2 separate regions of the Mus musculus genome follow, and region 1 is linked to region 2. A link is a loop called in an ENCODE intact Hi-C map of the cell type or tissue named here. Cell type or tissue: left cerebral cortex. All regions are shown on one strand.

What was found. Peaks named below come from ENCODE experiments on the same cell type or tissue, not always from the same donor. Only the 100,000 strongest peaks of a DNase experiment are listed, where the experiment ranks them.
Region 1: a loop joins it to region 2, with 2.1 times the contacts of the local background. A loop is called at or near these places in 3 of 42 quality-filtered maps.

Annotation. Positions count from the first base shown.
Region 1 is chr11:3,695,393-3,700,392 of GRCm38, reverse strand. It overlaps the pseudogene Gm16518. Among named protein-coding and RNA genes, the nearest start is that of Gm51881, 44 kb to the left of the region's middle. In left cerebral cortex, CTCF peaks have their summits at 623 (motif pointing left), 2,767 (motif pointing left) and 3,993 (motif pointing right); a DNase peak (open chromatin) is centred at 2,701.
Region 2 is chr11:3,911,944-3,916,943 of GRCm38, reverse strand. It overlaps Slc35e4 (solute carrier family 35, member E4), which reads left to right and starts at 2,280. Exons shown (of 2, transcript NM_153142.3): 1 at 2,280-4,375. The coding sequence starts at 3,757. In left cerebral cortex, CTCF peaks have their summits at 2,194 (motif pointing right), 2,965, 3,791 and 4,027; DNase peaks (open chromatin) are centred at 3,889, 4,204, 4,246, 4,637 and 3 more places; H3K4me3 peaks cover 2,969 bases; H3K27ac peaks cover 2,925 bases.

The DNA of each region.
Region 1 (5,000 bases), 220 kb after region 2:
AAACCTTTGTATAGCAGTTTTCTCTGAACTAAAACATTCCCTCCAGGAGGGAGATTAACTCCACATCACCTGTCTAGGGAAGCAGAAGGTTTCTTGAAGGCCCCACCAAGCATTTGGTGAGTAAACATCTATTAGAGAGGAGACTGGGGAACCAAGCTAGAGAAAGATTCTTGGACCTGTTGAGCTGCCTATAATTTATACTGAGAGCTCTGGGGTTGGTGAGTTCACACCTATACTAGTGAGCTTTTTTAGCAATGTATCAGCTACTGAGTAATCTCTGCTCCTGTAAATAACTCATCTATATCCAAAGAAAAACTCATTGGTTTACCAAGTCATTCTTTGGTGCAATCAATACTCTGGTCTGCCACTAGTTCCCCTTTTGTAGTGAATAGATTTGTGTGTGTTGCATCTCTCCAGGTAAAGTCTCCCACATACCACCAGGAGGGTTTGGAATGAAAGACAACCATCAAACTAGACTACTATACCCAGCAAACCTGTCTTCATTGGCTCAGCTGGTAAAAGCACTGAGTGCTCTTCTGAAGGTCCTGAGTTCAAATCCCAGCCACATGATGGCTCACAACCACCTGTAATGTGATCTGACGCCCTCTTCTGGTGTGTCAGAAGACAGCTACAGTGTACTTATGTATAATAAATAAATCTTTGGGCTGGAGCGAGCAGGGGCTTAGAGAGCAGAGTTGACCGGAGCAAGCTGGGCTGACTGGAGCGAGCAGAGGTCCTAAAATTCTATTTCCAACATGAAGGCTCACAACCATCCCTGTTACACATCCCTGTTACAGTATACAGCTACAGTTTAAAATAAAAACAGTAAAAACAGGATAAAGGAATTCATGGCCAGTAAGTACAGAAGATACTTGAAGAAATCCTTCAGACTGAAGAGGAAGACAAGTATGTGAGGCCACAAAAAAAAAAAAAATTAGCAATATTTGAATAAGCAAGAAAGGAAAAGGTAAACAACAAATACTACAGAATTAATAAAAGAACTTAATACACATCTTTCAATGGTCTTAATTCCCCAATCAAAAGACACAGACTAGTGGATTAAAAATCAGGATATAACTATGTGTTGCCATCAAGAAACATATCTCACCACAAAAGGCAGATGCTATCTTGGTATGAAAGAACGGAAAAGGTATTCCACACAAATGAAACAAGGAAGCAAGCTCTGATGTTTTAGTACCTAACAAAGTAGACTTCAAGTTACTGACTACTGACCGAAAGAACAATCCTTCAAGGGACATTGCAATTTTGTGTGTGTGTGTGTGATTAATTTACTTATTTTTTATTTATATGAATATGCTGTAGCTGTCTTCAGACACACCAGAAGAGGGCATCAGATCCCACTACAGATGGTTGTAAGCCACCATGTGGTTGCTGGGAATTGAACTCAGGACCTCTGGAAGAGCAGTCAGTGTTAACCACTGAGCCATCTCTCCAGTCCTGGGACATTGCAACTCTAAACATAGGTACCAAACACAGGAGCATCTGGCTTCATTAAACAAAGATATCTAGATATAAAGTCACAGATTAACTCCAGCACAAAGTGAGTTACTTCAAAAGCCCACTCTCACAACAGGCGATCCCTGCAAAAACCAGAGAAACATCTCAAGTGACATCCCAGATCTAATGGACTTAACATACATCCACAAACCATTCTATCAATACACTTCAAAATACATATTCTCAGCAGCCTGTGGAACTTTCTTTAAAATCAGTTATATTGTTGGAATACAAAGCAAGTCTTACATATAGCAAAACAAACAACCCATTGTATTCTATCTGATCACAGTGCAATAAAACAAGAGAAACTGTAAGCTATGCACTAACTGGCGGAGTTACATACTATTGAACAGTGAATTGGTCATTGAAGAAATAAAGAAGGAATGAAAAACATTCCTCTGATGAAAATGAAAAGGCAACATTCCGAAGTGTCTGGGAATGGAAGTCAGCTGGAATGGAAGTCAACGCCTTGGGTGGCACCACTTTTGAACTGTGCTGTTTGAGCTAGCTGGATGTTTTTCTGGGTGTCACTGGGATGGCAGAACTTAATGACTGTCCCCTCTGCAGAAGAACGGGACTCTATCAAGAACAATGACCTGCAGAATTTAGCCAAAAGGCTGGGCCTCTGGGCTAGCTTGGGTGAGGCGCATTGTTAAGAGTCTTGAAAGCCCACCTGAATCCAGAATCAGAGAAGGAAAATGCAAGCCATTCGCCTGTGATAAGCCTGAAATACAAATTAACAGTGAGGAGCCAGCTGAGAGGGAACCAGCTGGTGATGTCACCAAACCGAGGAGAAAGCCCAAGACAGTCCACAGAATTCCTAACTTCCAGGATCATTCAGAGATAAAAAGTGATCCTACAACATTTCAGAATCAAGAAAAGCAGGCAAATCAACACCTCAGAACTACAAAGGTTTCTTTTCTGCCAGACCAGAGCCAAGAAGACAGAATTGCAGCTTCCTCCGGAAAATGAAATACATGACACTAAACGTCCAAAGAGGCCTTTAGAGACAAGATCACGCTGCATGGGTGGGTTTCCCAGACACGGAAACAATAAAAGGACTGCAGCCACTAACTTAAGTTTCCTAAGACTCCTTTAAAGAACAATGGAGCCCTGGTAGCTGGAAGGTGGCTCAAGGGTTAAAGGCACTGGCTGCTCTTGTAGATGTCCTGAGTTCAATTTCAGCAACCACATAGTGGCTCACAGCTTCTCTAAAGTGATCTGATGCCCTCTTCTGGAACACAGGAGTACATGCAGACAGAGTTCTCTACATAGAGTAAATACATCTTTTTTTTTTTTTTTTTAAACAACAGGAAAAAAGAATCCAAAGAAACAACACAATTCACTTATATCACCCTTGGTGGTGATCTAAAGAGAACAACTCTCTGACGGAATGGGTACGCAGAATTAGATTCCACTGGAAAACTTACAAACCCTCATCTCTAGACCAGGGAGGAAATGTGAGCAAGAACCAAAGGGGAGGAACAGAAAGGGTCTGGAAGCTCAAAGCAGCCTGGTTATGGTAAAAGCCCTTACTGGGGCTTTTATTCATTCACTGTGGATTCATTTAGTCCCAACTAACTAGTTTTATTACTGTAAATGTTCTGATACTCTTCCTCTACTTTAGTCAAAAGCTTTTTCCTACCATAACTTTGTCATGATTTGTGGAGTGCCTGTTCTTCATGTGCTATGGCTCCCAGAATACATTATCACCTTAAAGATCATAACTGAAGTGGTTTTCACCTAATCTTCTCTTCAACTCCGTTTTTCTTTTTTTTTAAAGATTTATTTAGTTAATGTATGTGAGTACACTGTAGCTGTACAGATGGTTGTGAGCCTTCATGTGGTTGTTGGGAATTGAATTTTTTAGGACCTCTGCTCGCTCCAATCAACCTCACTCACTCTGGTCAACTCTGCTTGCTCAGTCCCAAAGATTTATTTATTATTATACGTAAGTACACTGTAGCTGACTTCAGATGCACCAGAAGAGGGCGTCAGATCTCATTACGGGTGGTTATGAGCCACCATGTGGCTGCTGGGATTTGAACTCAGGACCTTTGGAAGAGCAGTCAGTGCTCTTACCACTGAGCCATCTCACCAGCCCATCAACTTTGCTTTTTAAATGAACTTTCCTTCTTTGGATTCTTTTTTTTTTTTTGGTCTTTTGAGACATGGTTTCTCTGTGTAGCCCCAGCTGCCCTGGAGCTCAATTTGTAGACCAAGCTGGCCTTGAACTCACAGAGATCCTCCTGCTGGAGCACCACAACCAAGGACACAATCTCAGCTTGTCCTTGGGATTCTTCACATCAAGGTCCTGCTAGTTCTTTTTTTTTTTTTTAATAGATTGGTTTTTTATTAATGACTCTTCATTGCTCCTGTAACAAGAAGAAACCTCTCTCCTTTGTTTTTTCTGTATATGAGCTCACTATAGCTGTCGTCTTCAGACACACCAGAAGAGGGCATCAGATCCCATTCATTATAAATGGATGTGAGCCACCATGTGGTTGCTGCGAATTGAACTCAGGACCTCTGGAAGAAAAGTCAGTGCTCTTAACCACGGCGCCATCTCTCCAGCCCAGTCTTGCTAGTTCTAACAAAGATGACCTTCACCCTTTTCTGAACAAGAGCATTTCCCTCATGGCAGCAAGCCATAGCAGAAGCTTAGCAAGAGAAAGTGAGGTAAAGATAGAAAAAAGAGACTGGAGAGGCCACCTCTTTGTTCACTAGTCGGAAAATCTAAATCAACTTATTTAAGTCTTATTGATTTAGTTATGGATCAATATTTTATCAAGGTGGAAAGTGCTTCAGCTTATAAGAGTCTTGTTCAGATCACTTCATGTCATTGCTAACTGTCACTCATAATAATCTTAAAATAGAATTTTTCAGCTCTCCCTACTTGTTAAATAAAAGCCACAGGGCAGAAGGTGTGCCTCAGTTGTAGTGCACGCCAGACCCTGAATTTGGCTCCTGGTATCACCAGTAACAAAACTGAGAATACAACTGTAAGAGTTACCATCTTTGTCAGACATATCTCACGAGTTGTAAGGAGAGATGAGAGCTGCTGGCTTATCTTTTTGTTCTTTGCTCTGCCATGTGGAGATTCTGAGTTGTGTATAATGCCTACAGTTTTCATAACCGTTTTTGCACTGTGAGGGGAGAACAAATTGGGAAGAGGAGCTGGAGAGATTGCCACAGTTAAAAGAACATTCTCCTCTTGCCATGAACCTGAACTCAGTTCCCAGCACCCATGTCAGGCAGCTCACAACTGCCTCTAATTGCAGCTCCAGGGAATCTACAAACAGAGCATGATCCCTAGCAGAACTCTAACATACTTTTTTAAAAAACTGACCAAGTGACTGTTAGATGGCTGCTCCCCAAAAAGGTATAAACGTTTCTCAATGAAAACTGTGATGGGGCATGGGGAGAATGAAGAATCAATGGTGGTGCATACCTTGAATCTCAGTATTCTGGAGGTGAAGGAA
Region 2 (5,000 bases):
AAGTGATGTCAGGCAGGAGACATGACACAGATATGGCTGCTGATCCTGATGGACCAAGAGAGATTTGCTGGGGACTGAGGCTGTACTGAGTAGCAGAACACTTGCCTGGTATGCACAAAGCCTTGGGTTGTGTTCCCAGATGCACAAAGCAAGAACTAAACACTATTTGATGGACTAGGGATGTTGTTCCATTGTAACAGTACCTGCCTAGCATGCACAAAGCCCTGAGTTTAGCACCATATAAAGTCAGGCTTGGGCTGGAGAGATGGCTCAGTGGTTAAGAGCACTCACTGCTCTTCCAGAGGACCTGAGTTCAATTCCCAGCAAACATATGGTGGCTCACAACCATCTGTAGTTGGATCCGATGCCTTCTTCTGGTGTGGCTGAAGACAGTGACAGTATATTCATATATATAAAATAAATCCTAAAAAAAAATAAAGTTAGGCTTGGTGGCACACACCTGTAATCCTCGTGCTTGGGAAGCAGAGGCAGAAACATGAGAAGTTTAGGGCTATCCTTTTCTGCAGAAGGGATTTGAGGCCAGCCTGGATCTTTATCTCTTTCTTAAGATGGGGCTTCAGGCTGTGTCACCTATGTCAGCAGCTCTTCTCCAGCCTGGTTTCTGACTCAGAGCTGTGGGGTGGTGCTCTGGTCTATAGTGTGTTTGTCACTGTGGTCTCCTCATAGGTCACATACAGGACACTTGAGCCCAAATATAGAAATGACCCAGTCAGGCTTGAAGCCCGAAGAAAAACAGACCATACCTCTCTCTGCAGCACAGTCACTAGGGAGAGGTTCTTTTTTTGCTTCCCAGCCTCCCTCAGAAGTGTTTCCTGCACCCCTGGCTTCGCAGGGAGGTGGGCCCCTCATACAGTAGGGCTCAAATTTGAGGGGTGCTGTGGGAGGCATAGGCTGCTCTGAGATCTTGAGTAGACCCTAAGGAACGTGAATGAGCCCTCTACCCCAGTGATATCCTCCTTGAATCCGGGCCTCCTGGCTCTGGATCCACAGTAAAATACAGTCTGATGTTGAGACAGGTTAAAATGGGTTTCTGAGGCTAGAGAGATGCTCAGTGGTTAAAAGCATTTACTGGGCTGGAGAGATGGCTCAGCAGTTAAGAGCACTGACTGCTCTTGAGTTCAATTCCCAGTAACCACATGGTGGCTCACAACCATCTGTAATGGGATCCGATGTCTTCTTCTGATGTTTCTGAAGATAGCTACAGTGGTGTATGCATATACATAAAATAAGTCTTTTTTTTTTTTTTAAAGCACTTACTGCCCTTGCAGAGGACCTAAATTTGGTCTTTAGCACCCACATAGTAGTTCACAGCCACTAGTAACTTCAGATGCAGGAGATCTGATGCCCTTTTGGCTCTGCAGGCACCGGCCATGCACATGGTGCGCACACTCACATGCAGGCAAATCACTCATCCATATAAAATATCTAACAAAAAAATTGTTCAAGGAGCTGGAGAGATGGCTCAGCAGTAGGAGAACTGGCTGCTCTTCCACAAAATCCAGGTTAATTCCCAGCACTCACATGGCAGCTCACAACTGTCTGTAACTCCAGTTTCAGGGGATCTGATGCCCTCACAGACATCCATGCATAGTTACAGATAGACAGACAGGCTAAACACCAATGCACATAAATCTTTTTAAAATGGGCACAGAAGTGGGCAGAGGCACCTGCTTGTAATCTCAGCATTCCCATACAGACATTCACACCACTAATAATAAACAAAAAATTTAAATAGGAAGAAATGCTTTTTAATTCAAAGAAGCTTAGTGGATAATGGATTAAAAATCCCAGAGGAATATAGTTCACTGAAAGCCCAGATTCCTCTTCTTAAAAAATGTGTGTGTGTGTGTGTGTGTGTGTGTGTGTGTGTGTGTTGGAGGGGGGAGGGGAGAGGCTCATTCAGTTTCCCTCCCATAACTCTTCTTGGAAAAACTATCTAAATGCCCCAGATTTTGATCCTTTCCCTGGAAGTCTCCTACCTACACTCTCTGCCCTTCAACTTGGGTTACTCAGCAGAGATCTACGGGTTCCCGCGGGTATCAGACTCATCGGAGGCAAGTGTGACAGTGTAGATTCCTGGTTCATCTGGGACAGAGATCTGATTTAGGTCTCAGGTGGGACTGGCTTATTTTCACCTGAATTTCTTTGGGAAGGGATTAGGAACGCTTGCAACAGTGCGGAGTCACGACCACCAGAGGGCGCTGCGGGCCGGGCTACACAGTTGCGCTTTGCGATCTTGTTTCTCTAGGCAGGTTGTCATCCAGGACTTGTTTGACAACAGAGCCGGGTGAGGCCTGTGCAGGTGAGCGGGAGCTTCCCCAGAAATCCAATTACCGGAAAGAGTCCAGGATGGACCTTGATTCTTGCTCACGCGTTGGGCTGGGAACAGGTCCCTGGGTTTCAGCTGCTTACCCTAACCTGAATTCAGGTGGGAAACCCGGGAACCATCCAGGATTCTGCTCCGTGGGCCTCATGAAACCCAGCTGTGAGTCACCTCGGAATGCCTAGGGAGCAGCACATAAAGTCGGCTAGCTCGGGATGGATGCCGGCCCGCTGTACCCTGCTTCCCGGAGCTGTGGTTAGCTTTGGTGATTCATTTCCCCTTCTGCTGCCCCAGAGGGGGCGCCGCCCTGGTTTGAGAGGGGGAGAAAAGATCTGGAGTGGAATGGAGGGGGAACAAGATGAGGCAGCCTTAAGGGACCACGTGGTCTAGCTCCGTTGAATTCCAAGATCTCAAGGAGACCTTTGTGGTCTGGGATCAGGTGATGTGGTATGTCTCACTTCAACGCCCTGCTTCTCGACGATGGCAGACAGCTTGGGGACGGCTCTGCAGAGTGCCCAGGGTTTCCAGCACTGGATACTGGTCTTTTTAAGGAAGGCTCTACTTGGCGCTGGAGACAATCCGGATTCCGGTTGGTGGCTGGTACAACCCACACTCTCCACTAAGGGATTCGCGGCCGCAGCTGCGCAAGCCAAGTCGGGAGGCGCAAAGGCTGTGGGAGGGGCTAGACGTCCGCCGGGCTCCGGGGCTGGTACTCGTGGGCGGGGCCCGGGCTGAGCCCAACTTTCCGGGTGGAGCGCAGCTTCGGTAGCGGCGGAGAGGGCAGGGCCGGGAAGCGCTGAGCCGCGCGGGACTCGGGAGGGACTAGAGCCCGGCGCCCGAAGCTGCCAGATCCACCGCGGGAGCCGAGCGGCAGCCAGAACAGCCAGAGCATCCTGAGAGGCTGCAGCCAGTCCGAGCTCGCGATTCCGCGTCCGCCGGCCTATCGGCGTCTATTCCCGGTCCAGTAAAAGGCTAAAGGGGGCTGGGGGAGGGGAGCGACGGCTGCAACCTCCGTTCCCACGCTCGGAATATTATCGACCCTGCCAGACCTGGTCCGGGCCTGAGCACCAAACACGCAGGCGGTCGGGGTCAGTCAGTGACCTCATCCTGACAGTCTGGGGACCAAAGATGGAAAAAGACAAACGGATTCGGTGTGAAAGCATCGCGTGAGCTTAGGGCGCGGAGAAGAGAGAAGGCCTCCCCTGGTGCGGGAGGTGCCCAGGGCTTACGAGGCCTGGGTGGACACCAGCCAGTCCGGCATCTTAGCAGCCACGACCTTCTTCCCTGACCAGAATTATCGGCTGGCTCAGAGTCTAGCACCTGAAGTGTTGCCCTCTCCTGTCCGAGGAATCAGGACCAGGCTCAGCGACTCCCTGGAAAGCCTGCCTCCTGCCCCAGCCCCACTGGTGCGGATGTGCCGCTGCCCACTGGAGCACCATGAAGGCATGATGACCTCAGCCGAAGCAGTTGCTGTGGCTGGAAGTGCCCAGGAGCATGGCCGCCCCAAGTGGCCTCCGGACAAACCCCAGGTCCTTGGGCAGCCTGCTCCGGCGAGAGTGGTTGTGGCAGCACTGGTGTGGCTGTTGGCGGGAGCCAGCATGTCAAGCCTCAACAAGTGGATCTTCACAGTGCATGGCTTCGGACGGCCCCTGCTGCTTTCAGCACTGCACATGCTGGCAGCCGCCCTGGCATGCCACTGGGGGGCCCAGCGCCCCGTGCCGCACAGCATCCACCGTCGAGTGCTGCTGCTCAGCCTCACCTTCGGTACCTCCATGGCGTGCGGCAACGTGGGCCTGAGCACTGTCCCCTTGGACCTAGCACAGCTGGCCACCACCACCACACCACTGTTCACAATGGCCTTGTCTGCGTTGCTGCTTGGCCGAAGACACCATCCTCTGCAGTTTGCTGCCATGGGCCCGCTCTGCCTAGGGGCTGCATGTAGTCTGGCTGGAGAGCTCCGGGCACCTCCAGCTGGTTGCGGCTTCTTGCTGGTGGCCACCTGTCTGCGAGGCTTCAAGTCTGTTCAACAAAGTGAGTGCCTGGGTCTCCACCTGAGGAGGTGGGGGGTGTGGCCGTGATGTTCCTGGGAAAGGGGAGGGGGCAGTGATCCTCTTTACAGGCAAGGCTCAGAGAGTATTCAGTGAGTTCCGGCCTCAAACTTAAGCCTTAGAGGCATAGTTAATAACAGTTGTTGGTGAAATGTTTCTATAACTCGAGAATCCTTTTGTTCCACCGCATCCTACTGCCTCTCGTTGAAGCAAGCACACTTTATTATCCCCACTTGACAGCCGTGCAGAGCCTGGGCCTTGTGCCAGTAAGCAACAGAGGCAAGATTTGAGAGTGGCATTCAGACTCCAGGCTGTCTAAGCTGTGTGTCCTAGGATTAGGAACTCAGAAGGCCAGGGAGTATAAACTAGGGAAGAGAAGGGAACGCAGAAAGGCCTTAAGCTGGTTGGGAACACAGGGGTTTCTCAGAGCTTTTACCAGGAGCTACAGTGTGCTGAACTTGGTTCTGGGTGCTGATCATAGGTTGTCATGACAATGTCCATCTTTGTCTTCATGTCACAGGCGATGGAATGAATAAGAGAGCATTTTACTGGGGCAGAGGAGGTTAGGCTGTCCTGCTGAGAAGCTCAGGTCGGCCTTAAACTTATGA